Regions from separate parts of the Homo sapiens genome. Here regions 1, 2 and 4 are each linked to region 3. The links are chromatin loops, found by intact Hi-C in ENCODE. Cell type or tissue: endothelial cell of umbilical vein. All regions are shown on one strand. Each heading gives the region's core, and the rest is flanking DNA. Links, peaks and the distances in the headings are about the cores only.

Region 1 (7,852 bases), core at 971-5,970, 85 kb before region 3:
GTGGAAGTGTTCCACCCCATGCCCAGGAGCTGTATCAGGGGAGGCTATACCCATGCAGTGTGGGGGGCGAGGGAATGGGGATGTAGCTCTATCTCCCAAATTACCCAAAGAATGGACAGCTCCTTGCCTTTTCATTTTCAAATGTTTTATTGATACATAACATTCATATAGAAAATTGCACAAATCATAAGGTATAGCTAGATGAATTCTCTCGAAGGAATACCTCCCTCCATAAAACTACCCGGGTCAGCAACTATGTTTACACTTTTGATATGTCTTAAACTCTAGGTTATTCCATCTTAAAGAGTTGAGATTTGCTGAGCCCAGACCAAGTCTGTGTGGTCCCTTCTCCAGCACGAGGCCAAGGTGATGCCAGCCTGCTCTTCCTATGCGCTTGGGGTCTCTGCTCCTCCTTCCAGCAAACAGCGAAGTTGGACCTAATATACACAGCTCCACAAGAACCACAGCAGTGTTTGCAGACAAGCCACAGTGTGAGTCCACAGGCAGAAAGAAGCCGTTTCCCAAAGGAAACATTGGCTGCAAAGATATACCTCTGCCTACCATGAAGACAGTCTTTGAATCCTTAAACAGGGCAGCAATGACTGCTTCCAGCCATAGCCTCTCAATTAAACAGCCCATTCAGGTAGACTTCTCTTAAAAAGGGACAGTTTCCATTAAAAGCATATTCAAGACTTTACCCCTTGCATGACTAGAAACCCTTGAGGGTGCTGAAATGATCTTTTCCCCATCTTTTATCTAATCCCAGAAATGTTTCAAAGAACTACAATTAAATTTCACTTTCCCCCAGAGGCCTCTGAAAGGAGGACGCTTCTCCCTAGCACACGACATAGGACAGGGAGCTTTGCCAGGAGATGGAGGCAGCAGAAGAGACATTTCACTGCGATCCTGGGACCACCTGCCATACCCACAAATACTCTCTTTCCTTCACGATCAGCTAAAGTGCAATTCCTGCTCAGCCTTTCATGCCCACTCCAGGGACCTCATCTGGTATTTGCCAAACACTTTCTCATATACTAAATCTTTTCACTTGCCCTGGTACTTTATGGTTACCTAAGGCTCAGACAAACTCATTAACTCCACAGACTTCCCAAACATCCCCTTGGTGCCAGACACTGAGTTAGGAGCTGAATACATCAGGGACAGCTTACTGATCACCAAATTTTATCTCCCCTTTTAATAAAGTTGTCCCTGGGAGCTGGCTTCCAGACCAGGAACTACATCTCCCATCCTCCTTGCATTAGATGGGGCCACGTGGCCATTTCTCAACAAAGGTAAGTGAGTAAAAGTGATGTGTGTCATTCCTGAGAATAAGTGTTAAGAAGTGTGGCTGCCCTACCCCCTCTTCCCTTATCCACTGGCTGGATACAGAGGACTCCAAAGCAGCAAGGCATGGAAAAGCCACAGAGTAGGAGCCAGAGTCCCCAGATCACCAAGGAAGGGAAAATCACCCACCAACCCAGAATATCTGCATGGGCCTATTATGTGATTGAGAAATGGATTTCCGCTGTGCTAAGCTACTGAAATATGTGGGATTATTTGTTACATCACTAGTATTACTCTGACTTTACAATGAACAAGATATGCTCTCTATCACAGAGATGCTGATGTACAGAACATTTAGTCTTGCATTTTAGAAATCTCTTTCTAGGTCGGGCACGGTGGCTCACACCTGTAATCCCAGCACTTTGGGAGGCTGAGGCAGGCGGATCACCACGTCAGGAGTTTGAGACCAGCCTGGCCAATATGGTGAAACCCCATCTCTACTAAAAATACAAAAAAATTAGCCAGGCATGGTGGCGCACACCTGTAGTCCCAGCTACTTGGGAGGCTGAGGAAGGAGAATCGCTTGAACCTGGGAGGCAGAGGTTGCAGGGAGCTGAGATCGTGCCACTGCACTCCAGCCTGGGCAACAGAGCAAGACTTTGTCCCAAAAAAAAAAAAAAGAAAGAAAGAAATCTCTTTCTAGCAACAAGATGGAGAATAGACTGAAGTGCCTCCTAAGAAGGAAGACACATATAGATATAGATATAGATACACACACACCTATATATGTATATATACCCACCTATATATACATATATCTGTCAGCTATTAATTTTATTTTTTCAAATCCAACATTTATTCTCCCTTCTTATAACATCCTAATTTTTCTTAATCCATGTAGTTTAAGTAGAACTGATTAAGTAGAACCAGTTCTAAAGGTCAATCAGAGCCATCAGAGCTACACTGGGGCCTTTTCTGGAAGAATGAGAGAGAGGCATCCTCTTTCCTCAGTGGTCTACTAAGAGATAGATTGTGGGACTGGTGCCCATGGCAGCCATCTTGCCTCCATCAGTGGAGATTGCTGAAAATGGAATGAAGGAGGAGAGGAGGTGGAGCGGGTTCAAACATCTGGCCTATGATCCATTTTCCTCTCAATCACTAGGGGGATTTGTAGGGAAAGAGGACAAATGACCTGGTCTAATTTATTTGTAAATATGCTGATAACTGACCTCTTGATAAATAGTTTCAAGAAGAAAAGTCCTTATTTATGGAATGTTGTTAGCAAGATTTCCTTGGCCTAGAACTGCTTATGGTAAACAAATGTAGAATCGATGGATAAATGAGGCACATAAAAATTGAAAATGGCACATAAGCTCAGCAACAATCTTGGAAGAAAATGGAGATGTCTCATAATATAAACACTCCTTGCTGTGTAAGATGAACACAAACATTACTTAGAGACCTCATCTTATTGCTCTCAGCCAGAAAGTATGTCTCATACAGGAAAGAAGGACCTGGGGAACCACATGGGATATCTCACAGCTCTCTCTGTATTCAGTTATCTATTGCTGTGTAACAAATTTCTTCAAAATTTAATGGTTTAAACAACATCGTTTTATTCTCTCTTGTATTCTCTATGGGTCAGGAATTTGGACAGGGCACAGCTGGGTCAGATTTTCTTTGCTCCATAGTGTCTGAGGCCTCCCCTGGAAACACTGAGAAACTGGAAGTGACTCAGTGGCTGGGGCTGGAATTGCCGGAAGTCCTGTTCACTCGCATGTCTGGAGATGGGTGCTGCCTGGGAGCTCAGCCCATGCTAAGGATGGCATTCCTCCCCACGTGGCCTCTCCACAGCTTTCTTTGCTTCCCCACAGCATAGTGGCTGGACTCCAAGACTGCAAATCCCAAGAGGAACAGGCAGAAGCCATATCACCTTTTACGACCTAGACCCGAATGTCATCTAGTGCCACTTCTGTTGTGTTCACATGCCCACCCAGGTGCAATCGAAGGCAACATGGACCTCACCTCTTGAGGGAAAGGTGACAGTGTCACACAATGAGAAGGGCACATGGGATGGGAGAGCTTGCTGGGGCCATCATGGAAAGTGCAGTCTGCCTCATGCTGGTTTCCCCTGTGCCGTCAGATTGCTTATATATTTGAAATTACTAGCAAAGGTGAGATCTCCAATTTGACAGAGGAGTTCAGAGTCAAGAGATAATGAACAAGAAAACGACTTAATGGGCCGGGTACGGTGACTTATGCCTGTAATTCCAGCACCTTGGGAGGCCGAGGCAGATGAATCACTTGAGACTGGGAGTTCAAGACCAGCCTGGCCAACATGGCGAAACCCCATCTCTATTAAAAAGTACAAAAAATTAGTCGAGCGTGGTGGTGCACACCTGTAACCCCAGCTACTTGGGAGGCTGAGGCAGGTGGATTGCCTGAGCCTGGGAGGTGGAAGCTGCAGTGAGCCAAGATCGCACCACTGTACTCCAGTCATGGTGACAGAGTAAGACTCTGTCTCAAAAACAAACAAACAGACAAACAAACAAAAAAGAAAGATAGTTAATAACCATGTCTGTGCTATATATCTGACTGTGCCTGAAGTCAAAATAATCCTAGCGCTGCCCAACTGCATGAGCCAATACATCCTCCTTTTTATGTAAGCCTGTTTGAGTTTTCTTTCCCTTGTAATCAAAATATTTAAGAATAACATAGTGTGTATATATTATTTACCACCCTATAAGGTGGTACTTTAAACTGTTTTTTGTTTGTTTATGAGATGGAGTCTCACTCTGCTGCCCAGGCTGGAGTGCCATGTGGCACAACTTGGGCTCACTGCAACCTCTGCCTCCTGGGTTCAAACAATTCTCCTGCCTCAGCCTCCCGAGCAGCTGGGATTACAGGCAGGTACCACCACACCCAGGTGATTTTTGTATTTTTAGTAGAGAAGGGGTTTCACCATGTTGGCCAGACTGGTCTCAAACATCTGACCTCGGGTGTTCCACCCACCTTGGCCTCCCAAAATGCTGGGATTACAGGCATGAGCCACCGTGCCTGGCCACTTTAAGCTGCTTATAAAAATATATACATACTGGGCTGGGTATGGTGGTTCATACCTGGAGGCCAATAGTTCAAGACCAGCCTGTACCACATGGCAAGACTCCACCTCTACAAAAGAAATTTTTAATTAGCTAGGTGTGGTGGCTCATGCCCTGTCATCCCAGCACTTTGGGAGGCTGAGGCAGGAGGACTGCTTGAGGCCAGTAGTTCAAGATCAGCCTGGCAACATAGTGAGACCCTGTCTCTTCAAAAAGTAAAAATAGAAATACAGATTTGGTCAGCAATAATACTTTTAAAAGCTGACTATAGACAAGACATTCTGCTAAGTGCTGAAGATAAATGGATCAACACAATAGGCAAGATTTCTGACCTCATGGAGCTTCCTTCCAGCAAGAATCATTGTCATCGGATAAGTGACAGTTGAGGCCATGAGTGTGCATGAGGCCAACCAGGAATGTAGTCTTGGGTAAGTTGCAGACCATATTTCAGGGCTAAGCTGAGGCAAGGATCCCTCAAAGGAGATTGAGAAGTAATGGCCAGAGAGGGGAGATTAAAACCATAAGGAATGTCCTAAAAGCCACCCAGGAGAGAGTATGTAGACTATATATGAAAGTGTTTAGGCCAGGCACGGTGGCTCACACCTGTAATCCCAGCACTTTGGGAGGCCAAGGTGGGTGGATCATGAGATCAAGAGATTGAGACCATCCTGGCCAAAATGGTGAAACCCCATCTCTACTAAAAATACAAAAATTAGCTGGGCGTGGTGGAGGGCACCTGCAGTCCCAGCTACTCGGGAGGCTGAGGAGGGAGAATCGCTTGAACCCGGGAGGTGGAGGTTGCAGTGAGCCGAGATCGCGCCACTGCACTCCAGCCTGGCAACAGAGTGAGACTCCATCTCAAAAAAAAAAAAAAAGGTTTTAGTAAGGTATTATGCAATAATACCTTCAATAATTATTATTTTTTGCTCTCATCTCTACCTTTTTAAAATCATTTTTTAGGTATTTGCCTTACCTGAGTTTCTTGAGGATGGGGACATTTTCCACCTTGGTGCCCTTGAATGACCTGGTGAGTGTCTTCCATGCTAAGTCAGTGTTTGTGGAAGTATCATGTCTATTCATTATTGTGAGTGAGAGAAAGAGAGAGAGAGAGAGAGAGTGTGTGTGTGTGTGTGTGTGTGTGTGTGTGTGTGTGTGTGTGTGTGTTAGATAATCAAGCTACTTGAGGGCAGGGGCTGGAGAGAGGCTTTGGTTTGAGTTCTTTATCATCAGATGCCCTAGCAATTCAGTCACTCAATCAATATGTGTTGAAGTTATTTATCCTCTGTTCCAGTAGCTAAGCCTTCATGTATGATCTCTGAGCTCAGATGTGCCGCCTGTAGGGAAACGCTTTGTTTACTGCTCTCTAATCCCTGTTGTTCCTTTGCACAGGGTGTTCTCACAGGACTATTTTCGTTTCATTGTTAGAATCAAGGTTTCCAAGACTAATAAGCAGAGCACTTGACCTAAACAAACCAGTTCAGCTGAGATATGAATAGGCAGCCATAGCTGCACAGAAATCATGACCAGAAAGGACCTAAGGGGCATCTAGTGATGGATGAGTCTAGGCCAGCCCCCTTGTTACACAAGTGAGGAATAAGTATACAGAGAATTTCCAAAAATTGTCCAAGGACACAGCTAGTTAATGGCAGAGCTAGAATTGGAATTGAATACACAGACTCCCAGGCCTTTGATCCTTATACCATTCCCAAGGTTTCCTCTTAAACTGAGTTCATCTATAAGCCTCGAGTACTGCACCCTAAGTGATTCTGCAATTCACATATGATGTGATTAATGCTCCAGAGGGACTGCTAATAGTCCAGCTCTCTGGGTGGGCACAGATGAACGAATACATGAATTGCTGATCACACCACTGCATGGTTATTTCCATACTTATATACTAATGTTTCTAATCAACATTCATTATGGCATAATATTTGTAAAGGCCTGAGACTGGAAAGTTCTTCAGACTCAGATCTTATACTCTTTGCAAGACCTTTGTATCACCATCTTTCTTTAAGCAGCTGCCACTTTAGGGCAGCTGGATGAGAAAATACCATCAATCATGCAAAGCAACAGCAGCAGCAGCAACTTTAAAGTGGTCGTCGCTCCTGTCATCTCACCTTAGGTCCTAATCCTTTTGTGACACGATCGTCTTCTCCAGTGGCAACTAATTATGATGTCACAAATAGAGGATTATAACTGTAGTCGAGGAACAAACAGTAGGAGAAGAAAGATCCTGTTTCCATGTCAGTGTTTCTGGAAAATTTGCTTTTAGGGAAAACACAAAATAGAAAATTGACTTTAATTTCACATTTAATAATAAGAAGAATAAGAATATCTAACATGTCTTGAGTCTCTTTCTAAGAGCCAAATACTTTGCTGAGTTCTTTTTCACATACGTGATCCCAGTTAATATCTATAACAGTCCTGCAAAGGAGAAATTAGTCACAATTCACCAAAATGGAAAAGTAGATTTAGAAAGGTTAAGTGAATTCTCCAGAGTTTTTATAGCTAGCAAGTGGCAGAACCAAAATTTCCTACAAGTGAGCTATGGGATGAAATTAGATCTTCAAAATGTGGAATAAGATATGGAAAAATTCCATAGACCCATAGGTTCTTAAACCACAAATGGCAGACAGAAGTTATTGTCCCTTTTATAGATGAAGTTCCTGACACCTGGAGATGTTAAAAAGCTTTCCCAAATTCCCAGAGTTAGTAAGTAGCAGAAGAAAAAAACAACAACAACACCGTTCCTTTTTTTTTTTTCTGAGACCTGGCTTTGTCACCCAGGCTGAAGTGCAGTGGCATGATCTCTGCTCACTGCGACCTCTGCCTCCCAGGCTTAAGCGGTCCTCTCACCTCAGCCTCCCAAGCAGCTGGGACTACAGGCATGCACCACCGCACCCAGCTAATTTTTTTTGTTTTTTTGTAGAAATGGGGTTTGGCTTTGTTGCCCACACTGGTCTTGAACTCCTTAGCTCAAGCAATCTGCCCACCATAGTCTCCCAAAGTGCTGGGATTACAGGTGTAAGCCATGGCACCTGGCCAAAAAACCTTTTCTGTTCATACTCCAGCACACTGCCCTATAAGTAACTTTAATCATTACTGAGCATCTAATATATACTAGGAACTGTTCTGGACACATAAATTATCTCATTGAATTCTTGCAACAATCTTATCAGGCAGTTATCACTATCCTCATTTTATAGATTAGGAAATTGAGGCAAAGAGAAATGGAAAATTTAAATACACCAAAACCCAGGTCTCCCTACCTCTGGTTTGACTTATATCACGTTATGTACTAAACACTGGAAGACTGAATTTCCTTCATCATCAGAAAAATAAGCTTTCACTCACCTACCACGTGCTTCAAATTTCTGCCATTTGATTCATTCCTCCCAAATTATGATATTATATTATTAGAAGAAAATGTCTGCCAGGTGCAGTGGCTCATGCCTGTAATCCCA
Region 2 (7,852 bases), core at 1,499-6,498, 210 kb before region 3:
ATCTAATTTTTCAGGGCTCTAAAAAAAATTCATAAAACCTCCATTGACTGGTAATGACAGATGAGTTCTAAGACCAAATTCAGGTTATGCAGGAAAAGGTGCTATAGGGAAGGCGTTGAACTCTGCTATAATGCAATTACACCAGGAAGAAAAATCTGAACTGTTGACAGTCATTTGTACCTTCCTGAGAATGAAACTCCAAAAGCAGAGGGAAAGCAGGAGAGGAGAGAGAATCAACAGGACACGCGCACCCTGTGAGGAAGAGTTATGCGGTAAGGGGAGGTCAAAGACCTTCACTGTTGTGGCTAGCGATGAAAATAAAACAACATGTTACCAGAACGGAATTGTCCAAGAGTATTCCAAGGTTGGAACTGAGATCATCGCAGGACAATGACTGCCCATTCTTCCTGGCCCCAGCACTTATTGCAGCACTTGGAACATAGTGACAGCTCAGCAAATGTTGGCATTTTTAATGAATAACTATTTGTTGTGTGTGTGTGTGTGTTTTTTTTTTAGCAATTAAGAAAAACCTCTTTACACTGACAAGATATAATTCTCTGGGCCAATAATTTTAGGAACAGAGACATTTGAATCAAAGGTGTGAAGAAATGAACACGTTTTTTGCTTTCCCTTCATGAGAGCCTAGGTTCCAAACATGCTTCCCTTGATTGAACAAGCTGAACCAATCCAGATGGCCTGGGGGATAGTAGGTGAAAATAGTAGCAACCAGAGCTTGTTTTAGAGTATTTTCTCATTGCATTTAACGTTCAAAAGAAAGCTCACAGTCACTTCCCTTACAGAACACCCCCATCACACAACGACATACACACGCATACACAGGTCCGTGGATGTCTCCCTTTAATAATATTTTACAGCTAACAAAGAGATTGTGTATGCCAGGAAATGGAGGCCCAGAGAGGTGAGGTGAAATGCCTCTACAGTCCCATCTAGAATATGACAATATTTCTTAAACACAAGCCCAGTGTTTTCCCCAATGTACAAATAATAAAATTCTAGAAATACTGTCTGGATGCACAGTCCCAATCTACCTAGGTTTCTGTACATCTCATAATAGCAATAATGCTAGAAATCTTGAAGTGAAAGTTTTATTTTATTTTTTATTTTTTTGTGGAGATGGGGTCTCAATATTCCTGGCCTCAATCAATCCTCCCACCTCAGCCTCCCACATTGTTGGGATTACAGGTGTGGGCCACAGTACCTGGCAGAAAAGAAAGATATTTAAATGGAATTGAAGTAGGCTCTACTGGGCCCTTAATTTAAGGGGCACAGTGGGAGGTTAGCAGGAATTTCAAACAGTTCACCATGGTTTGCCTACTTTTCCATATTGTTGCTTCCTTCTGCTCAGTGACTGAGTCACAGTTGTTTCACCGCCTCATAACATGTTAAATTCCCTTTCATCTTAGGAGTACTCTGCAGTTGCCATTTGAGACTATGGTCTCGCTAATCAGAGCCAGAATTTGTCATCCGTCATTTGCTATGTGTCCTTATCTATTAATACTAGACTCTGGGAATATAGAAGGAGACTTCAGTGTTCTCCATGGTACTCAGATGTGAAGATCTATGTGAGGACTTCTCCATTACTGAAGGGTACATACCATGTATCATAAGATACCAATAACCAACAGAAAGGAGATAAAGTCACGGGTAAGCCTGAGGACAAAACCCTGTAACTGGTTGTAAATGTAACATAAGCAGGTTTCTCTTCTTCTCTCTTTAGATCAGAGGTTAGCAAACTTTTTCTACAAGAGGGCCTGATATTAAGTATTTCAGCTTTGCGGGTCACACCACCTATGTCACAAGTCTTTGATTCTACCATTGCAGCAGAAAACTACTTAGGCAATACAGAAATGAATGGACGTGGCTGGATTTGGCCCATGAGCCATAGTTTGGCAACCCCTGCTCTAGATGATAATCATAAATAACATTTTGAGTGCTATATACCAGGTACACTATCTTACTTAATCTTCTCAGCAATTCTATGAAGTGACTGCTCTTATTTTCATTCCCAGGTTACATATGTAAAGTTTAAGTCTTATATAGATTAAACAAAGCTGCTTCTTATCAAATAGCTAGAAATCTACATAACCAGGATTTTGATCCCTGGTTGGCTGTAATAAAAATCAAGGGCTATCCTTGATTCTTTAAAGGGAAGAGAGTTGCGGTGGTAATGCACAGAAAGGAGCTAACTGAGGGGGAGTTGGAAAAGAAGTTGGGAGATGGAAAGAGTATTGAACTGCTAATCTTTGGTTGATGTTCATTCCTCCGAGCTGGACTTGCGATGTTCCATCACCTCCTTTGAGACAGGAGATGCCATGAAGTCAGTCTTGCCTACTCCCAAATTCTGTATGCAGGTAGGCCGGCCTTAGCTCTGAATCACTGTTATCTTATTACCTAGTAGGGCCATGGCTGTTGGGAAGAGTGAGTGGTGGCTCCAGTAGAGGTAACAAGCAGTATTTTGTAAGTGAAGAGTGCTTTACAGTTCATAGACTTCCACTGAGTTCTCATGGTGTCCTGTCTCTGCGCTTGGCTCTTGTTGTCCCTCTGTTTGGAAAGCTCCCCTTCTAAAGAATCCTCCTTCAAGGTCTTACTCAGATGCTTCCACTTCCATGATCCCTTCCCCGATGGCACCAGCCAGAATTCACGTTCCCTTTACTTGTGTCTGGATCACTCTGCTTCCCTGTCACCTAGATGATGTGAAACTTTCTATTTTTTGAGACAGAGTCTCACTCTGTCACCCAGGCTGCAGTGCAATGGCGTGATCTCGGGTCACTGCAACTCCGCCTCCCACGTTCAAGGGATTCTGTTGCCTCAGCCTCCTGAGTAGCTGGGAATACAGGTGCACACCACCATGCCTGGCTAATTTTTGTATTTTTAGTAGAAACAGGGTTTCACCATGTTGGCCAGGCTGGTCTTGGACTCCTGACTTCAAGTGATGCATCCACCTCAGCCTCCCAAAGTGTTGGGATTACAGGTGTGAGCCACCGCACTTGGCCAATGTGATACTTTCTATTGTGAACTGTATCTACTTTCCTCCTATGCTGGTCCATAAATTCCATGAAGGGTAGTAGGTGCCCACTAAATATTTGTTTACTTGAGTTCAGTTTAATTATCCTCATAATAACAACCTTGTGAAGTAAGCAGGACAGATGTTACCCTCTTTTTTAGATAAGAAGGCTGAGGATGAGAGCAACAGAATTACTTGTCTTGGGCATCCCATGAGAAGGTGTTGGCTAGAATCCTTGTGCAGTCTTTGACTCCTCATTGCAATGAAAACACGCTGAAGTTTTTAATTTCCTGGTGGTAATAGGCTTCCAATGTCTCTAATTATATATGGAGAAATTATGAAAATTAAAACTCGAACACTTATCTATGAAAATGGTTGCTTACGATGTTTCTCAAAACAACAAGCATTGTCTTGTTTTGCTTCTTTTGCCCAACAATAGTACAGAAGCAGTAATCAATACACAAATCCACTCAAGAGATGCTTGACCTCTCCTTAAATTTAACTCAAATTTGTACACAAAAAAAACTTCTTTTTTATTATTTTTTATTATTTATTTATTTATTTTTAGGAGACTGGATCTTGCTCTGTTGTCCAGGCTGTAATGCTGTGGCATGATCAGAGTTCACTGCAGTCTGGAACCCCAAAGATCAAGTGATCCTTCTGCCTCAGCCTCCTGAGTAGCTGGGACTACCGTCACACATCACCATGCCCAGCTATTCTTTTTTTTTTTTTTTGAGGTAAAATTTATATTAATAAATTGTACAGATTTTCAGAGTTCAGTTTGATGAGTTTTGACAGTTGTACATACCCTTTCTAAATACATAACTTCTTGTAAATCTAAATGTGTGCATGTGTGCAAGAGAACGTGTAGTATATCTGAGACGGAGAAAGGATGGGGACAGGCGAAAGACACCGAGATAGACCCAGAAAGACAGCATAAAGACAGACGTGTGAAAGGACCGGGTATTGCTCACCAATTCTGACATGGTATGTGGTCAAAAAAGAACAAAACAAATGCCAAACCACCTAAATAGACTCATTAGAAAAAGAGGTTAAAGATTGCTGAGTGACTCAGGGATATGTGGGCAGAAAGGAAAAGCTGAAGTTTCTGAGATCAAAAGCAAATTCCTTTCTTTGGCAACTCCATACATACATACACAAGGATAAAGCCATTCTTATCAAGGAAAAAGCAAACTATAGACAGTTACATTGCTGAAAAGTCATCAGTAAAAAGGAGAGAACCGTCAGAATGGCCTCAGAAGAGAGTCATATCTCAGTGGCTGAAATAATTTCTGCACAGATTCATAGGAGATATGGCAAGAAGCAGCACATCAAGATTGAATTTGTCTAATGCATGATGCATGGACTCATCCAGTGGAGGCTTGTTAAGTTTTTAATTCCGCTGAAAAAGTCAAAAGAGTAAACCATGTTTCCATACTCCTTATTTCATATCCCTAGTAACCAGACTGAGTTTCTAAAATGTCACTTGTAAAGGAATATTCCAGGAACACTGGCTATAAATTATATTACAGGATCTGAAAGTGTTTTATGACTCAGGATTTCCTTATCTTATTTGGATTGCAACTTCCCTGGGTTGGCACAATGCTTCTTATCACCGAGATAGTCCTTACATATCAGTTGCTCGGTGATCTCTGTTTTATAAAATCAGTAATATTTCCAACTGCAATACCAAACTGGATTACTTTTCTGAAGTCTTTAAACAGAATACTTTTGAATAAAATAAAAGCTGTAAATCAAACTGGTGCACTCTCTTCACAGCTATTTCCATCTTGCAGATATCCCTGCCATGCAAGTCTCCAGAGTCACACTGCCTGGGTTTGGATCCTGATTCTACCACTCCACTGCCAGCGTGACTTTGGGAAAGTTACCTAACTTCTTGTTGCCAATTTGCTCATCTGTAAAATAGGGAAAATAGTACCTATTTCATAAGGATGCTGTGCAGACTAACTGAATAATAGCTGTGCATTCATTTAACAAATCTTTATTTCTTGAGCGCCAAGTTTGTGCCAGGCACTGTTTTCAGCTCTGGGGAAAACAGTAGTAAACAAAACAGGCTGAAGTACCTGCCTTCAGGGAGGCTACATTCTAATCAGAGAGATAGACAATAAACAAGCAAACAAGGACATATAAAATGTCAAATAGTGGTAAGTACTATAGAGAAAAGAAAAGCAGAGTAAAGGAGGTGGGGCCGGGCACAGTGGCTCACGCCTGTAATCCCAGCACTTTGGGAGGCCAAGGAGGGCAGATCACTTGAGGTCAGGAGTTGGAGACCAGCCTGGCCAACATGGTGAAACCCCCTCTCTACTAAAAATACAAAAATTAGCTGGGCGTGGTGGCAGGTGCCTGTAATCCCAGCTACTCAGGAGGCTGAGGCACAAGAATCGCTTGAACCCAAGAGGTGAAGGTTGCAGTGAGCTGAGGTTGCACCACTGCACTCCAGCCTAGGTGACAGAGTGAAACCCTATCAAAAATAAATAAATAAATAAATAAATAAAGGAGCTAGGAGCTGGGGACTGCTGTCTAGCGTACTCAGGGACTATAACCATGAGGGTGACAGTTGATACCTCTGATGTATAAGTAAGCATTTAATAAGTGTTAGTGTTGTCATTATAACTGTTATTAATTAGACCCATACCTACCAAATTTGTTTATCATAAACTCCCAAAAGGAATTAAAGTGTTTTAAATTTCTGCCAGGGTGATTATAATTTATAATCACTATGCAATACAGCCTCCACCATCACTATTTGCTCTGGCAAACCTGTAGGCTGTGCTCTCTCTGCTTCCCACTCTGTTCCCCATCTTCCCCCGGCACCATATCCTTGACATCTCTTGCATAAATAGCATCTTCCCTGATACTCCAGCCTGTGGATGTATCGTACACCATCACAGAGCCTTATAGTTTTTCTTCCTAGCAACAAAGCATTTATCGCCCATGGAATTGCAGTCTTATATATTATTTATTCTTGTTTATTGAAGTCTGTCTCCTCACTAGACCCTACTTTCCATGAGGGTAGGGAGGGTCCCTGTCTTGTTTCTTTCTACACTGCTGTTTCTCCCATATCTGGCATAGGAAATGGATGAATGAGTAGTTAGAGGTCTCCACTCAACTGTGCTATGATTAGGCAAATGGAGTTGGCAGGGCGCATAGCTCTTAGGCATCTGTGTTCTATACCTTTTCTTGTATTTCCTTTCAACATATTTTGAAATTCTCATCATTTTAACTGTAGGTAAAGATCAAAGTTAATCTATAAGGCATACATTCTTTGTATGGCCAGAGTAAAGAACTGAGTAAAGAACAGAGTAAAGAACTAACTGGCCAGAGTAAAGAACCAGGCTTTCTATTTTAGAGAAACAGAAAAAAAAAATCTCCTAAGGGGTAATAGATGTCTCATTTGCATAGCCTGGTGTTTAGATCTCCTTAGTGTATTCTTATTTGTAATCATTCTGAACTAGCCATAAGCATCTTGATGAGACTCACTATCACAAACTCTTAACTCATAGCCTATGGAGAAAAGAGATCATAATATTCAGATTTTAAGTTATTAACCAGAACGTAGCACAGAGATGGGAGGTCAGCACATTGGATGTGTGAGTGGGTGTGTGCACACAAAGGAGAGGGCTCAGGGCAAAGTTAACACTGATTGGAATAGGTCAGATTGAGGAGCAAAACGTGTGTGTTTTGATTTTTCTCTAGAAAGCAGGGTTGCTAGGGAACAATAATAGCCATATCATTACCTCCTAGGATATCACAACATATACATCACAGAAGTGATACAGACAAGAAAGCCAAACACAGAACAGAGCAGAGGCAGAGGCAGAGAACGATTTTCAGATTTCAGATTTTCTGGCTCACCCTGTGTGGCGGTGGGATGATTCAGCAGGGCCAGGAAATGAGCACAACACAGCATAGTTAAGGCCTGTCTGTCTGGTTTATAGATTCTCCACCCCCTTTGCCTTTATGTTCCCCTCTGCCTACATCTCCTCAACCCAAGCCTTGCTCATTCTCCACCAGTGAGTACGCAGCAAGTAAAAGTAAACTAATATTCACTGGCCAACTGTGACTCCGCATGAGAGATGGAATATCGTTAGCTTAGCCGTTGGCTTATTTATTTAGATACAGGTTTCACTGTTCCCAGCTATTTCTGCTTTACTCCTGGTCCCACCCTCTAATACAATAGATCAGCAAGAACAAACTGCCCAAAGCTTTCTGTGTTTCTCGCTGCTGTTCAGGGCCCTGTAAGGGAGAAGGGGCGTGCCGCTTAGGGAAGACAAGCAGGGATCTGCATTAAGCCCAGTTCGTGCTACATCAGAAGAATGAATTTCAAGGGTGGACAGGTGACAGGGAGGGTAGGTAAAATAGCCAGGGCTCGGGAATGGAGTCACCCTGAGAAATTAACTGGAGTGAATACCACTGGCACTAGCAGAAGTGAAAGACAAGGCCCAGGTGCAGGTTGACACTGGGAGGAGAATGGAGTGCTAATGGTTTAGTCATGGTTTCTTTATGGAAGGCAAAGGAGAATCAGAGAGCAAGCTGCCAAATTAAAAGTAAAAGCCCACTGGAGAAGGGCTGACTGGGAAACTATGGGGTAAAAGGCTGGGAGTGGGATCGGGGAAGTGGAAGAGGGATAGGGAGGAAGGAGGAATCAAGTCATTGGCTGTCTTACTGGAGTAAGATGAGATGTCTGTCTCTCCCATGCTGTAGGAGGCCCAGCCATGACATGAGTGATTTCACACCCTGTAAAGGAGCATTTAAAAAGAAGCCAGGCAGGTTTTGAAATATGAGGCCATGGTGTGGCTGATTATA
Region 3 (7,852 bases), core at 1,004-6,003:
TTGAAACCAGGAGGTGGAGGTTGCAGTGACCTGAGATCGTGCCGCTGCACTCCAGCCTAGGTGACAGAGCAAGACTCCCCCTCAAAACATAAATAAATAAATAAATAAATAAAATAAAATAAAAAATATACTGTCTACCAGGAAGATAAGAAAAGCACACAAATAGTGATAACATAAGACAAAAGTACCCAAGAGGGTATAAAGACTGGGGGGTAGGGGTGGAATGGAAAGACTATATCTAATTGGAAAAATCCATAAAGAAAAGAAATGAAAGAAATTGGTCTTAAATGGTAACAGAAATCAGAGTATGTTAAGTAGGCCAAACAATGCAAACAAACCAAGACTTCAGAAAGTGAAAGAGGCCGGGTGTGGTGGCTCACGTCTGTAATCCCAGCACTTTGGGAGGTCAGGAGTTCGAGACCAGCCTGGCCAACACAGTGAAACCCCATCCTATTAAAAATAAAAAAAATTAGCTGGGCATGGTGGCGGATGCCTGTAATCCCAGCTACTCAGGAGGCTGAGACAAGAGAATTGCTTGAACCCAGGAGGTGGAGGTTGCAGTGAGCTGAGATCACGCCACTGCACTTCAGCCTGGGCGACACAGAAAGACTCTGTCTCACAGAAAAAAAAAAAGTGAAAGAGATATCTGGACAATGACAAGTAGTTAATATGGTATGAAACACAGTTACAGGCAATCAGACTGGAAAGGGAGACTCAGGCCAAAATGTGTCTTGAATACCAAACTAGAAAGTTTATATTTAATTCAGCAGGTGATAGAGAGCCACAGAAAGTTATGAACAGGGAGAGATATGTACAAAGCAGTGATTAAGATGAAATCTGACAGAAGTGTGCCAGATGAACTGCTTTCTTTGTTTCTCTGCACAGCTGTGTGGAGATGCAGACACCAAACTTTCAGGAAGAGGGCAATAGATTCTAGGAGTATAAAAAACATAGAAGGAAGGGAACACAGCTCTCTACTACCCCGTCTGGCTGCTGATCAGAGTAAGTTTGGAGAAACATCAACAAATGTGTTCTGCCATTGCTTCTAGGACACTTCTCTACCTTCTGCCTTTTTTTTTTTAACATTTGCAACACTGACTTGAATAGCACAGACAATATATAAAGCCTATGGGTGGGCCATACTGAAAGACAGGAATGGAAATGACATTGGGTAAGTGGTTAAGTAATCAGAAAAAAAATGTAATGAATTTCAATGAGGACAGTGTGAAGCAATATATATCCAGTCAAGAAAAATAGACTCCATAAAAAAAGATGATTAATGTACAAACTATAAATAAACATAAAAGGAAAAGATCAAGGTCATAGGAGATAAAAATCTGACAGTCAGCAATACATGACTACATTTTTCGAAAGCAAACATAATCTAAGGTTATAAGAAGTAGACTCTGGCACTTGTACGAGTGTGAAATCTTCCTCCAGGATACTCAAAAGCAGTCAGATAATCTCAGGGCACTGTGTCCAGTTCTGTACTTCTAAACTAAAGGAACACTGAGAAGAAAAAAAAAAAAAAAAGACTTGGAAGGGATTCAGAAGAGACTCAAAGATGATTAATAGGATGAAAAATAAAACCTCCAAAGAAAGATGAAAGGAACTATTTGCAACCTTTAAAAGAAGATGAGAAGCGACAATAAAAATAGTTTTACAGAGAGGATGGTCCAGTTGTTCTCAAACTGAAGAGAATATGCAGAAGTAGAAATGAGAAAAACAGTAATGATTTTTACAGGCCTCACAGTGGCGAGACATGTAACTCACAGCTACTCAACACCCTCCACAATTCTCAAATTTACTTATTACTTAAGTTTCTTCAACATTTTTGCAGAGTATTGCAGACTCTTACCATGTTGGGCTATATGTTACATGATAAAATTTGGCACTACAGTGTACTACGTACCAGAGAGCAGATGCTAGGTAACTGCTTTTCATTGGTAAAGAATTTAAACTTGTTATAGCAAGTGGATTTTAGGTAAGATATAAGAAAGAGTTCCCTAAGTGAAACATCAAAGATGTGATGTGTAGAAACTCCTTTGATGGAAGCCTTTTAAAACAGCTAATTTTCTCTTTCAGGCAGACTGCAGTATCATGTTCCTAAAGGTAAAGAAACTTAACTTCCTAAAATTAAATATCATGTTCCTAAAGGTAAGGAAACTTGTCTTCCTAAAATTAAGTATCATGTTCCTAAAAGTAAGATTAGAGTTTTAAAAAGTTGTAAGATTTTATTTTTCTTGGTGCTGAAATCAATAAAATCCTCTTCCAAAATTTATTACATTCTTATTTACACAGAATCCAGATATTTAAAACTAGAGAGAAAAATGGTTGCTAAAAAGCACATTATCGCAAAAAAGAAAAATCAGAAACACAAGACCTAATTACACACATAAACAACAGTAGGAAGCCCCACTCCACCAACATGAAGCTGAGATAAATGAATAACGAAAAAAAAGGAGTTCTGATGAAGGAGTTCAGGTTCCTAAAGTACAAGAAATAACAAATCCAAAGACTATTGAAAAAACATAAATTATGTCTTACATTGCAGTTACATACATGTAAAGCTTAGTCCAATATCTCCTGTTAGAGAATGGATAATATGAAGTTATAAAGACCGTGACAAGGGAAATTTTCACAGTTGGTTTTTCTATATTTTTATCTACTAAAATCATTTTCTCCCTGTACTTCTATCTTTCCTCAGTTCACTAAGAGGAAATGGTCCTGAAACTATGCTCTTTTCCTTCCTCTCTTCTTTCATTTTTTACCTCTTCTTCACCTTCCTCATTGCCTATACCTTATGCCTCCAGTGACAATCTTTAAGCACTACAGAGCCAACACATGGGCAAACCGTCCTAACCATTATCTTAGCACAGACCATTCTGGTCACATTATTCTCTCCAATTTTTTCCTTATGCTCAAATCACGACCCATTTATTGGCTTTTCCCCTCTGCCTGTTCTATAAAACATAGTTACTCTTCCCACTCTCATTAAACCACAACTGCTTCCACACAAGCTACACTATTGTACTTTTCTTTCTGAACATCAAAAAGATACAGCATTCTTTAGAGCAGATCTCCTGTGTTGGAATTCTGCATGAACCAGGGAAACAAAAGGATTTCCTCAGAGCCACAGTAAGCGTTGAAATAAATTGTAAAACTACTCCACCTAGTGGACTCCCAGTCTGCTGTGAAAAATGTTCCACTGTTTCTATAATAAAAGCAAGGTTTTGGAAACAAACCTCTACCACTCATTTTCCCTAAAGCCAAATCATACAGCATTGGTACTACATAGGACAGGAATTAAGAAAGAATAACTTTTTTTGGTGGCTTTTTTGGGGAGGTAGGGGAAAGGCTATTAATGGAAAGCCTTAAAAGTTATTAAATTAAATACACTCGGTACCCCTGAGTCTGACTAACCTGAAAAATACAGAGATGTAGAAGTAAGGACAAAGATGTACTTTTGTCAAAGATAAGGAAGCCATATGCCAAGCAAACCTTCAGTTTTCTTTAAGCTTTAAAATTCTTACTCTGTGAAATCTTTCACAAGCTTTTCCTAACAGAGCAACTACATAAAGACCTTATTTTTCCTGCATGTCAAAGAATATAGTGGCTTCATCGGAAAGAATGTAGCTCTCACACAAAGATCAAATTCATGAAATAAGGACTATTCTGCCACACCAATGTGGAACTTACTCTTTTTAGGAGTTCAAGTAATATTTTTTAAAAATTGAGAATGACAGGAATGTAGAAAGTAAGTATATTTTTGTAACAGGGTTTTTTTGTTTGTTGTTTTTTTATTGAGACAGTCTCACTCTGTTGCCCAGGCTGGAGTACAGTGGCACGACCTTGGCTCACTGCAGTCTCTGCCTTCTGGGTTCAAGCAATTCTCCTGCCTCAGCCTCCCAAGTATCTGGGATTACAGGTGCGTGCCACGATGCCCAGCTAATTTTTTTTATTTTTAGTAGAGATAGGGTTTCGCCATGTTGGCCAGGCTGGTCTCAAACTCCTGACCCCAAGTGATCTGCCTGCCTTGGCCTCCCAAAGGGCTGGGATTACAGGTGTGAGCCACCACGCCCGGCCCATAATAGGTTTTTAAAAAATTGCTAGTGGGGATAGTATTTATGCATTTTTGAGAAATCTATCAAACATACCAAAAGAAAAGCAGTATTTCCCATATCCTCTAATAAAATATACATACAGAAAAAATATATATGAACTCTTCAGAATATATTAAAGAGCAAGAACCTGAGAAACAAACTATGGAAGAACCTCAGATGAACTCACCCAGTGCCCAAAGAATTTTCAGAGCACTTACTAAACAAAGCAACATCACAGGTATAAATAAACTTCATCCAAAATTGCCATCTTCACCCCATTTCCTCATTCTCTTTAAACACCTCTAAATTTCACAAACCTATAACCTCACTTATTCCCTCAACAGATTTTGCCCATTCCTCTTCCAAGGCACTTCTGCCTGCTGTCATAGCATACCTCTGGAAACCAGAGCTAGACTCTATCCCCTCAGCCCCCACCTGTCCTACATAAAAAGAGCCACCAGCAAGCCTATTAAATGCTTGCTCAAACCAATCCTTTATTCAGAAGGACAGAGCCGCTTCCAAAATTCACTTATAGTTTTGAAATTCCACTGTGCCACCAAGAACTAAAGCAAACACTGACTATTCTCCCCCATTCCTTAACAATTTTGTTTCAGGCATCCCATCAACTCCACTGCCACTGAAGGTGGTCAAGCAGCCCACTTCTAGCCAATGAGATCTATATAAATTATCTCCTGGTTGGAAATAAAAACAAAGCTACTGTTTTCCCAGTGAAAAGGGGGGAAACTAGGCTACGTGTACCTTTTGTCTTTTTCTCTTCTTTCTGCCTATTCTGTGGCTTAATATTTGCATATGCAAGAACATTCTGGTGACAGGCAAGAGGAGAGCCGCCTACTCCGGTGCAACAAGAGACAGCCTACGTCCATGGTACTGTCATGCAGCAACAGCAGCCCTGGATTTATTTTTTTTTTAACCTTGGGAAAATGACACCTCTTTGCACTAAGCCATGGTAGTAAGGTTGCCATTCCATTTCCTAGAGCATGACTAGCTAATGCAAGCACCACTGCACCCTACCATCTCCTTTTATCTGAATACTTTCCATGCTCAAATAGGCTTATCTTGATTTAAAACTATCCTCCTACACAGTTTGGCAGTTTCTCATAAAGTTAAACATATGCTTACCACATGACCAACCAATCTCACTCCTGGATATTTATCCAAGTCAAATAAAACCCTATATTCAAAACAAAAACCTATACGTGAATGTTTATGAAGACTTTATATAAAGGCTAAATACTGGAAACAACACTCAACTGAGAACGGATAAACAAACTGATATACATCCATACTATGGAAAAGAGTAATACTCGGCAATAAAAAACAAACAACTGCTACATGCAACAACATGGATAACTTTCAAATGCAGACTAAAAATAAGTGAGTCAGACTAAAAAGGCCACATACTGTATGATTCCATTTATATGATGTTGCTGCAAAAGTATGAATATAAGAACAAAAAATAAATCAGTGGTTGCCAGTGGGTGGAGGGGAGGCTGCCATCAGGGCATAAGGCAATTTTTCCAGGTGAAGAAACACTGTTCTATATCTTGATTCTGGTGGTATTTATATGACAGTATATATTTGTCAGAACTATCCACTAAAAAGGGTGAATTTCACTATATGTACAATATACATTAAGATAAACTGGGGGAGGGAGGCCTCTTATAGGAAGTCTTGAAAAACAAATAGACGGCCCTCCCCTCCAAAAACTCAAATATCCCTTGACCAGTCAGGATTATCCCTACATAGCTAAAATTAATGCTTCAGTTACTTGTAGTCTTATGGCCACCTCATGTGTATTTATTCATTTCACACTACAGTGAGAACCTTAAAGGCAAGAAGTTACTAGTGTTTGTTTTGGTGAACTCAGCCACATATAGCAAAATCTTTGTCCTTTCAAATACTGAATGTTTACCTCTAATTTTCAAACTAAACTATTGTCAAGAAGTTATGCAAAGATAAGCAAAATGTCTGTTAACATATATTCAAAGGTTGCTGAGATTTCTTGCTAACATTAGAAAATCAAACTAGTCTTCTATCAGGAACTTTAAATAAATACATGCTGCCTATGCTAGTTTTCATCTTCAAATATTAATGTTTCCAAAGTTTCTCTAGCCAGTGGAAATTTTTTCCTTTAATCATTTATTCACGAAACCACAAGGGGGCATAGTTCACATTCGTGTAGGGAAAAGCCATTAATACTTTAAAATACGGATGAATTTGGTTTGTCCCAGTGATGGTCTACCCTACCCTATGTAGTGAGAATTTAATGTTCAAAACCACAGCAGTTTAAGTACTATTAGTTACACTATAATTTCCAAGCATAATTATTAATCATATCAAAATATTTCTGCCCAATTTCTCTAAAAACAACAAAGATACAGCTCAAACATGATTTATAAATACAAGTCTCAGTAAGACTTCTCCAACCACTTACTTGTGTGTACCAAAACAGAATTATACCCATAAGAAAAATATCTTCAAGCACCATTTACACACACTAACATTTATAAGCATTCCCTATAACTATGGCACTATGGGATAGAAGCAGCCAGGTAAAAGTTGGTTCTTACATTTCAGAGCTCACACTTAATTCAAGAATAAAAGACACATATGCAAAGAAGTTCACCAACAGGGTCATAATAAAGGATATCTGTGCTAAAGAGGCAGAAAGGAGATACCATATTCAAAGAAGGGCAAGACATTTCTCTAGGCAGATGAGAAAAAATATACCCAAAAGTGGATGGATTTCAGATGAGCTAAGAGCAATGAGCAGAACTTTAAAGATGGAGTAGGTAAGATCTTCTAGAAGCAGCAGCACGAACAAAACTAAAAGGGCGAAAGTTCACAAACCCTGTATGAGATATGATAAATAACAAGTTTGACTGAGACAAAAAGCCCCTATAAGCAAATAATATGGAAATAATCAGAAAAGACAAGTTAAGCCCACATTATAGGATTCTGGTTTCCAGTTCTATGGAGTTTTATTCTCATAGGCATTTCAGCTGATTAAAAATAAAATCAGTTTAACAAACTTTTAAATTTTACACTACACAGTCATCTACATAACTAAGAAACATATGCATATTGAACATCTAATTTTGCACCACAAAACAACAAATACAAAGAAAATACCCTAAACTTCTCTTTGGTCAAGTCAACTCCTTAAGTCAGATAGCACTGCCCAAGTGTTCACTTGCAGACTACATTTCAATTGTGTGGTTTTCTTGAACAGGATGTAGCAACTGAGCCAGAGCTGGGATTTTGCCAGATGAGTGCAATGGAGGATAATGGAAGAAGGAAGCTGAGATATCGACAAGAGCAGCCGAAGTGAAATAGGCTGGGTAGGAAGTGAAGGAAGAAGGAAGATAAAAGAAAAACAAGGTAAAGAGGATGGGAAGCCTCAACTATTCCAAGCCCTGGTAGAGATCACAGTGAGCTGGACGGATGGAAAGAGGAGTATGTCCAACTTTAGAATCCAGGATGTGGTCATGAAAGTAAGTGGCTGAAACTGCATGAAGGTGAAGGGCACTGGAAATTTGTTTTGTTTTGTTTTTTTGAGACAAGGTTTCGCTCTGTTACCCAAGCTGCAGCGCAGTGGCGTAATCACAGCCCACTGCAACCTCAAACTCCTGGGCTCAAGGGATCTTCCTGCCTCGGTCTCCTGAGAGGCTTGGACTACAAGTGCCCACCGCTGCACCTGGCTAACTTTTTATTTTTGTAGATACCAA
Region 4 (7,852 bases), core at 1,199-6,198, 260 kb before region 3:
TATTACCAGTGATGTTAACAGTGATTATTTGATTAAGGTGACATCTGCCGGGTTTCCCTAACATCCTGTTTCTTCTTAAACTCTCACCCACCTGTTTAACATTCATAAGTGGTTCTTGTCTGTTGCAATGATTACCGTGGTGTTCTAATAGTTTTAATGATTTCCTTTTTTTTTTTTTTTTTTTTTTTGAGGCAGAGTCTCGCTCTGTCGCCCAGGCTGGATGGAGTGCAGTGGCGCAATCTCGGCTCACTGCAAGCTCCGCCTCCCGGGTTCACGCCATTCTCCCGCCTCAGCCTCCTGAGTAGCTGGGACTACAGGCGCCCACACCACGTCCGGCTAATTTTTTGTATTTTTAGTAGAGACGGGTTTCACCGTGTTAGCGAGGATAGTCTCCATCTCCTGACCTCGTGATCCGCCTGCCTCGACCTCCCAAAGTGCTGGGATTACAGGCGTGAGCTACTGCGCCCAGCCTCCTTTGTTTCTTCTACATTGAGTAATTTGAATTCTGGAAGGAACAATTGTCCTTCTCTTCCATTTATTCATTTACATCACTATAGACTCATGGATATTGTTGCTCAAATTGTTCCAGCTTTGGTTAGTCCAAGTTCTTTTAGGTTTCAACAAGCCCTCATCCTGTTTTTTTTGAGCTTCCTTATTTTTATTGTACCACAAGATGCTTCAGGCTTATTTTGTATTTTTCCTGTCCTGGAATCAACCACTTTTTTAAGGAGCCCTATTTCCTTTTATTGGAGAATGGTATTTAGAAACCAAGATCTGGGTGGGAGGTGACTCATTAGTACTGGAGTGTCACCATTTCTAGGTCCTTTCAGGGAACAGAGCTAGGAAATATTGTTTGTATACTAACCCAGGCAGACATGCACATCTGTATTTACTTCTGTATATCTCTACCTCAGTAGATCCTAACCTGGAGCAATTTTGCCCACCCCCAGGGGATATTTGGCAATCTATGGAGACATTTTGGGGCATCACAACTCAAAGGGAAGATATTACTAGTATCTACTGTGTAGAGGCCAGGGATGCTGTTAACCATCCTACAATGCAGAGGAGGGGTCCCACCAGCAAAGAAGAATCCAGCCCAAATGTCCATAGTGCCAAAGTTGAAAAGCCCTGATCTATCTGTATATTTATTAAAAACACACAAAACACATATGAATTCATACTGATAACTCGCACTCAACCCAGCTGAACAGGGTGCTTTATTCTAGCATTCTTCCTTTGCTTTTTTGTAACTTCTTTCTCCAGTAAGAAACCTGGCTAACAATATCTACAATACAGTTCCTTATTTGTTCAACTCTAGTATACAGATCGTTTCAAAATTGCTGCTTCATACTCTGTGAGAGACAAATTTACTTACTAGAATATAGTGTTTGTGTCCAGTTCTTTTTTGTCTTTAGCCTTACAGTATCCACTCAAAACACTGTTTTGAGGCCAGGCACAGTGGCTCACGCCTGTAATCCCAGCACTTTGGGAGGCCAAGGCAGGCAGATTACCTGAGGTCAGGAGTTCAAGACTAGCCTGGCCAACATGGTGAAACCCTGTCTCTACTAAAAATACAAAAAATTAGCCAGGCATGGTGTTGAGCACCTGTAATCCCAGCTATTTGGGAGGGTGAGGCAGGAGAATCGCTTGAACCTGGGATGCAGTGGTTGCAGTGAGCCAAGATCACACCACTGCACTCCAGCTTGGGAGACAGAGTGAGGCTCTGTCTCAAAAAAACAAAACAAAACCAAAAAAACCTGCTGTTTTCCAGAGTTCCTCAGGTTGGCTCCTTTCTTCTCCCACTCCCTTCAGCATGGTGTGTCATTCGTCTGTGATACCACTGGATTCATTTGCCACAGCATGCATTCCATCTTAGGCCTCCGACAACCTGGTTTATATATTTTTTTAATTTCCATAGAGTAAAATTCATTATTTGGCCTGTATCGTTCTATGGATTTTTGACAAATGCATTAAGTTGTATATCCACCATCATAGTAACATACAGGAGAGTTCCATCACCCCCAAAATTCCTTTATGTCCTTTGTAGTCAATTTCTCTCCTCACCCCCCAGCAACTGTCCTTATAGTTTTTGCATTTTTGATAATGTAATATAAATGGAATCATACAATATGTAGCCCTTTGGTTCTGGATTCATCTATGTTGTTGTATAGATCAATCGTTTATTCTTTTTTGTTGCTGAGCAGTATTTCATTGCATAGATATGGTTTATCCATTCACCAGTTGAAGGACATCTAGGCTGTTTCCAGTTTAGGTTGATTATGAGTTAAGCTAATATAAACATCCATGTATAGGTTTTGTGAAAACATAAGTTTCCAGTTCACATGGTATATACCTTGGAGTGGGGTTGCTGTGTTGTATGGTAGGCATACTGTTTTCCAAAATGACTGGACCATTTTGAATCCCCACCAACGAGGTATGAGGTATCATCCTTGGTATTTTCAGTTTGTTCTTCTTTCTTAAGCCATTGTAAAAGGTGTGTCATGATACCTCCTCATGATTTTAATGTGTATGTCCCTAATGACCAATGATGCTGAGCATCCATTTATATGCTTTTTTTTCCACCTGAATGTCTTCTTTGGTGAAGTGTCTCTTCAAATCTTTTGTCTGTCCTCTTGCTCATTAGTTTTTAAGCCTTGTCCCCATTTTATAGACATAAAACTCTCACACTCACCCTTTTCTGAAATTCCCTCCTTTAGGAGCTCCCCTAACTCTACTCCCTCCCACCTCCCACCATTACAGTCACAGGTTCTTCTGGATATCCTCACCAGTTAACATGGCCTGTTGAGTTTTACCTTTTGTAGTTTGTATTATGCAAGCTTTTTTCTAAGTATAAAATTATACCCTTTTAGATGCTGAGTTAAAAAAAATACAACAAATGAGGCTGGGCACGGTGGCTCATGCCTGTAATCCCAGCACACTTGGGAGGCCAAGGTGGGCAGATCACGAGGTCAAGAGATCGAGACCATTCTGGCCAACATGGTGAAACCCCATCTCTACTAAAAATATAAAAATTAACTGGGCGTGGTGGTGCGTGCCTGTAATCCTAGCTACTCGGCAGAAGACTCGCTTGAACCAGGGAGTCAGAGGTTGCAGTGAGCCCAGATCACGCCACTGCACTCCAGCCTGGCAACAGAGCAAGACTCTGTCTCAAAAAAAAGAAAGAGAGAAAAAGAAACAAATGAAAAAAATAAATAAAAATAAAAATAAAATTACACCTTTATATTGATCTACTTTGCCAAACCACCACTCCAAGACTCTGATATGACTCCCTAGGGAACATGGCTTCCATATCTAGCCTCCTAGTGACATGGTACATTAGTATTGCCAAGAGAGTTATAGAAACTGGACATTCTTGAGGCGGGGCATGGTGGCCCACGCCTGTAATCCCAGCACTTTGGGGGAGCGAGGCAGGCAGATCACGAGGTCAGGAGTTCAAGACCAGCCTGGCCAACATGGTGAAACTCCTTCTCTACTAAAAATACAAAAATTAGCTAGGTGTGGTGGCGGGCGTCTGTAATCCCAGTTACTCGGGAGGCTGAGGCAGGAGAATCACTTGAACCTGGGAGGCAGAGGTTGCAGTGAGCCGAGATCCCACCACTGTAGATCCCACCACTGTGCTCCAGCCTAGGCGACAGAGTGAGACTACATCCAGAAAAAAAAAAGAAACTGAACATTCTCTTTGGCAGAGTGAGGCATCCTAGAGGGGCTCAGTGTTGAGTCCTGGGAGCACTGCAGTGCAGATGTCATAGGCTGGGGAGAATTGAAGTGAAAGTGTCTCAGGTTTCAGGTTGATGTGGAGGTGGTGCTGTCTATGTGAGTATGTTGGGGATGGAGGAAATGATTCATTTCCACAGGACTCCTGACTCATGGAAGTATTTGGGCCAAACTCACTTTCTAGAGTTAAATTTCATGAATTAGAATTAAAATATAATAGCCACAAGGGCTGGGAAGGATGGAAACTTCGTATTTATTAATTCATGTAATCCTCACAGCAACTCTATGAGGTCATTCACCTGCATTTGATAGAGGAGTAAACGAAACCCCTGGGAGTTAGAGGGCTGATAAATTGCAGGGCCTGGACAACATTCCTACAGCTGACCCCAGAACTCTCATTCTTTCCACAGCATTATTTTACTACATCTTGGGTTTAATTCACATACTGTGTAATATTAGAAAAAAAATTTTAAGAAGGTGGGAGTTTGGAGATCAAAGAGCCCCTGAGAGGTGGGAGCTGGCTGTGGTTGGGACTCTAGCAAGCCAGAACTTATATCTGGCTCTCACTCTTTTGCTTTGTGAATTTGGAGAAATAATAATAATTTTTTTTTTTTTTGAGATAGGGTCTTGCTCGGTTGCCTAGGCTAGAGTGCAGTGGCATGATCACAGCTCACTGCAGCCTCTGACCTCCCAGGCTCAAGTGATCCTCCTACCTCCACCTCCCAACTAGCTTGGACTACAGGCACATACCATCATGCCCAGCTAATTTTTAAGTTTTTTGTAGAGACGGGGTCTCCCTATGTTGCCCAGGCTGGTCTTGAACTCCTGGGCTCAAGCAATCCTCCCACCTTGGTCTCCCAAAGTGCTGGGATCACAGATGTGAGCCACTGCACCCAGCCAGTTGAATATTCTTTTGCTTTAGTTTGCTTCTCTTTCGCAGTGGTCTCTGTACTGTTTTGATTGCACATGCCACCAGTAATAAAAAAGTTTGAGAACACTAGTTCATGAAATGTTTATCTCTTTATAAAGTTATGTACATATAAAGCCATTTTAACATATTATGTATGTTAAAAATATTTACAAAAATAGAACTTTCAAAAGGATAAGATAAAAATAAAATAGCCATAACTCTGCCCTCACTAATATTTTTAGTTGAGACCATGTGACTGAACTAGATTGTCCTTATTTTTACCTCATGTGACAAATAAAGGCGGTGTCTGCTGTGCCATATTCTTGTGGTTTTACTTATGCTGGCTAAGTAAGAACTTTGTTCTTAGCTTTACTCTCTGATTCCATTAGAAAAAAATATTTTCATGTCACTGACCTATTTTTTCAAGTTTAGCTTTATTAAAACTAAATTATGAAAGCTATAAATCTATGTAACCTGCCATACACAAATGCACTGTGTCCCAATACACTAAAAACAATCAAATTAGAGTGATGCTATTATTCCAGCCAAATCATGGGATGCCCTCAGGCTTCTTTCTCCATCATCCAGAACACTCAACCTTCTGACATGTGGGCTGAGAGAGGAGACCAGTGCCAATCCATTGATTAACTATTAGTAAAGCTTAACTTCTGTCGTATTTATTTCATTTATTTATTTATTTTTTTGAGACAGAGTTTTGCTTTTTGGCCCAGGCTGGAGTGCAATGGCATGATCTCGGCTCACTGCAACCCCTGCTTCCCGGGTTCAAGCAATTCTCCTGCCTCAGCCTCCCAAGTAGCTGAGATTACAGGTGCCTGCCACCACGCCCAGCTAATTTTTTGTATTTTTAGTAGACATGGGTTTCACCATGTTGCCCAGGCTGGTCTCGAACTCCCAACCTCAGGTGATCACCCACCTTGGCTTCCCAAAGTGCTCATGCACACAGGCATGAGCCACTGTGCCTGGCCAACTTCTGTCATATTTTAAATCAAAATAAATCTAAGTTTAAATGTTTTCTTACTGTGCTCCAAAAGATTGTCTTGCGTATCCACTAGGTACAGACACTTTATTTTAGAGACAGTTGACCCTTGAACAACATGGGTGTGAACTTTGTGAGTCTACTTATACCCAGATTTTCTTTCACCTCTGCCATCCCTGAGACAGCAAGACTAATCCCTCTTCTTCCTCCTCCTCTACCTCCTTAATGTGAAGACGATGAGGATGAAGACCTTTATGATGATCCACTACCACTTAATGAAGAGTAAATAGGCTGGGTATAGTGGCTCACGCCTGTAATCCCAGCACTTTGGGAGGCCAAGGCAAGTGGATTGCTTTGAACCCAGGAGTTCGAGACCAGCCTGGGCAACATGGAGAAACCCTGTCTCTACTAAAAAATACAAAAATTAGGCGTTGGTGGCTGTCGCCTGTAATCCCAGCTACATAGGAGGCTGAGGCACGAGAATAGCTTGAATCTGGGAGGGAAAGGTTGCAGTGAGCTGAGATTGCGCCACTGCACTCCAGCCTGGGTGACAGAAAAAGGCCCTGTCTCAAAAAAAAAAAGAAGAAGAAGAGTAAATATATTTTCTTTTCCTTATAATTTTCTTAAAAGCATTTTCTTTTCCCTAGCTTGCTTTGTTGTAAGAATACGGTACACAGGCTGGGCACGGTGGCTCACACCTATAATCCCAGCACTTTGGGAGGCCAAGGCAGGCGGATCACCTGAGGTCGGGAGTTCGAGACCAGCCTGACCAACATGGAGAAAGCCCATCTCTACTAAAAATACAAGATTAGCCGGGCTTGGTGGCACATGCCTGTAATCCCAGCTACTTGGGAGGCTGAGGTAGGAGAATCGCTTGAATCTGGGAAGCAGAGGTTGCGGTGACCCAAGATCACACCATTGCACTCCAGCCTGGGCAACAGAGCAAAACTCTGTCTCAAAAAAAAAAAAAAAAAACAGTATATAATACATATAACATATAAAATATGTGTTAATTGACTTTTTGTTACACATAAGGCTTCCAGGCAACAGTAGGCTGTTAGTAAGGTTTTGGGGGACTCAAAAGTTATTTTCAACTTCACATGGGGTTGGGGCCCCTAACCCCTGTGTTGTTCAAAGGTCAACTATGTAAGTTTCCCCCAAACAGGAGAAACGTAGGAGTTGACGGTATGAGTTCCATTGCACTTTGTTGAATTATTCAGTAAAAGGGCTAAAATGCCTTTAAGAAAAATATTTTTGCTACAAGAATTGAGAGAATCCAGAAGTGTGGTTGATGATAACCAAAGCAGGGATTCAAATTAAATGTGAGCTCCCTGAACTTCTGAAGACAGCCTGTTTTCTGCTGTAGCTTTGACAAGGTCAGTCCCAGGACAGATGGAGGAGGCAACTTTGTTGGAGCTATTACTGATCAAGTAACCCAGATGAGTCTCAGATCCACTCAGAACCTTCCTCTCTGGATTCTCTTTCATATCTCAGGACATCTAAACCATTTCTATCAATTTGCTCCAGAGCAAGCTGGAACCTGGACCCCAAGATGAAGAACAAGCCTGGGCTGACCCAGACAAGGTTATCCTAGACCACAGCTCACAGAGCAGCCCCTTGGAGAGCCTGAGCTGAATTCCAACCCCAGCCCGAGGGTTTTGGATGGAAGTGAGTCAACTTCTGGAATGCAGTGAATTCAACATTTAGCCCCAAGTTAGTCACCATCGCAAATAGCAGTGAGGGCTGTGGCTCTTGTTCCATCTCCTTTTCAGCTGCAACAAAGTGACTACTGGAAACAGAGGCCAGGGGAAAGAGCAGGCCAGCCTAAGTGAAACAGGGAGCCCTGGGCCCATGTACACCGCCAGCACCACTCTAGATCTGGGTTACTTTAATGCTACTGAAGCTGAAGGCTGTATGGCTTTAATGGGAGTCTCTTCAAGCTGTAGCTTTAAAAAAGCAGTTCTGAATTAGCCGGGCATGGTGGTGGGTGCCTGTAGTCCCAGCTACTCGGGAGGCTGAGGCAGGAGAATGGCGTGAACTTGGGAGGCAGAGGTTGCAGTGAGCCGAGATCGCGCCACTGCACTCCAGCCTGGGGGAGAGTGCGAGACTACATCTCAAAAAAAAAAAAAGAAAAAAAAGAAAAAAAAGAAAAAAAAAGCAGTCCTGAAGTAGAATTCAAAGCAACAAGAGATGAAAGGAGCTGCCATTTA

What was found. A loop is a pair of places that touch in the nucleus more often than their neighbours do. Peaks named below come from ENCODE experiments on the same cell type or tissue, not always from the same donor. Only the 100,000 strongest peaks of a DNase experiment are listed, where the experiment ranks them.
Region 1: a loop joins it to region 3, with 4 times the contacts of the local background. A loop is called at or near these places in 2 of 110 quality-filtered maps.
Region 2: it touches region 3 in a loop (3-fold over the local background); 3 of 110 quality-filtered maps call a loop at or near these places.
Region 4: a loop joins it to region 3, with 3 times the contacts of the local background. A loop is called at or near these places in 4 of 110 quality-filtered maps.

The regions. Positions count from the first base shown.
Region 1 is chr13:44,881,515-44,889,366 of GRCh38, forward strand. LOC105370187 (a long non-coding RNA gene) reads right to left here. Exons shown (of 4, transcript XR_941934.4): 3 at 6,506-6,653. Among named protein-coding and RNA genes, the nearest start is that of TRE-TTC2-1, 33 kb to the right of the region's middle. In endothelial cell of umbilical vein, for the core only: no CTCF peak of the experiment used is centred there; a DNase peak (open chromatin) is centred at 3,027; H3K27ac peaks cover 1,638 bases.
Region 2 is chr13:44,752,026-44,759,877 of GRCh38, forward strand. No RefSeq gene overlaps it. Among named protein-coding and RNA genes, the nearest start is that of LINC00330, 54 kb to the right of the region's middle. In endothelial cell of umbilical vein, for the core only: no CTCF peak of the experiment used is centred there; DNase peaks (open chromatin) are centred at 4,056 and 4,586; H3K27ac peaks cover 2,513 bases.
Region 3 is chr13:44,966,890-44,974,741 of GRCh38, forward strand. All of the region lies in intron 5 of NUFIP1 (nuclear FMR1 interacting protein 1), which reads right to left. Among named protein-coding and RNA genes, the nearest start is that of NUFIP1, 19 kb to the right of the region's middle. RefSeq lists a silencer at 6,245-6,539. In endothelial cell of umbilical vein, for the core only: a CTCF peak has its summit at 3,158 (motif pointing left); a DNase peak (open chromatin) is centred at 3,132; H3K27ac peaks cover 1,210 bases.
Region 4 is chr13:44,706,958-44,714,809 of GRCh38, forward strand. The region is part of intron 2 of LOC105370185 (a long non-coding RNA gene); the gene reads right to left. Among named protein-coding and RNA genes, the nearest start is that of LINC00407, 71 kb to the left of the region's middle. RefSeq lists enhancers at 6,990-7,515, 7,516-7,852. In endothelial cell of umbilical vein, for the core only: no CTCF peak of the experiment used is centred there; a DNase peak (open chromatin) is centred at 3,864; H3K27ac peaks cover 2,082 bases.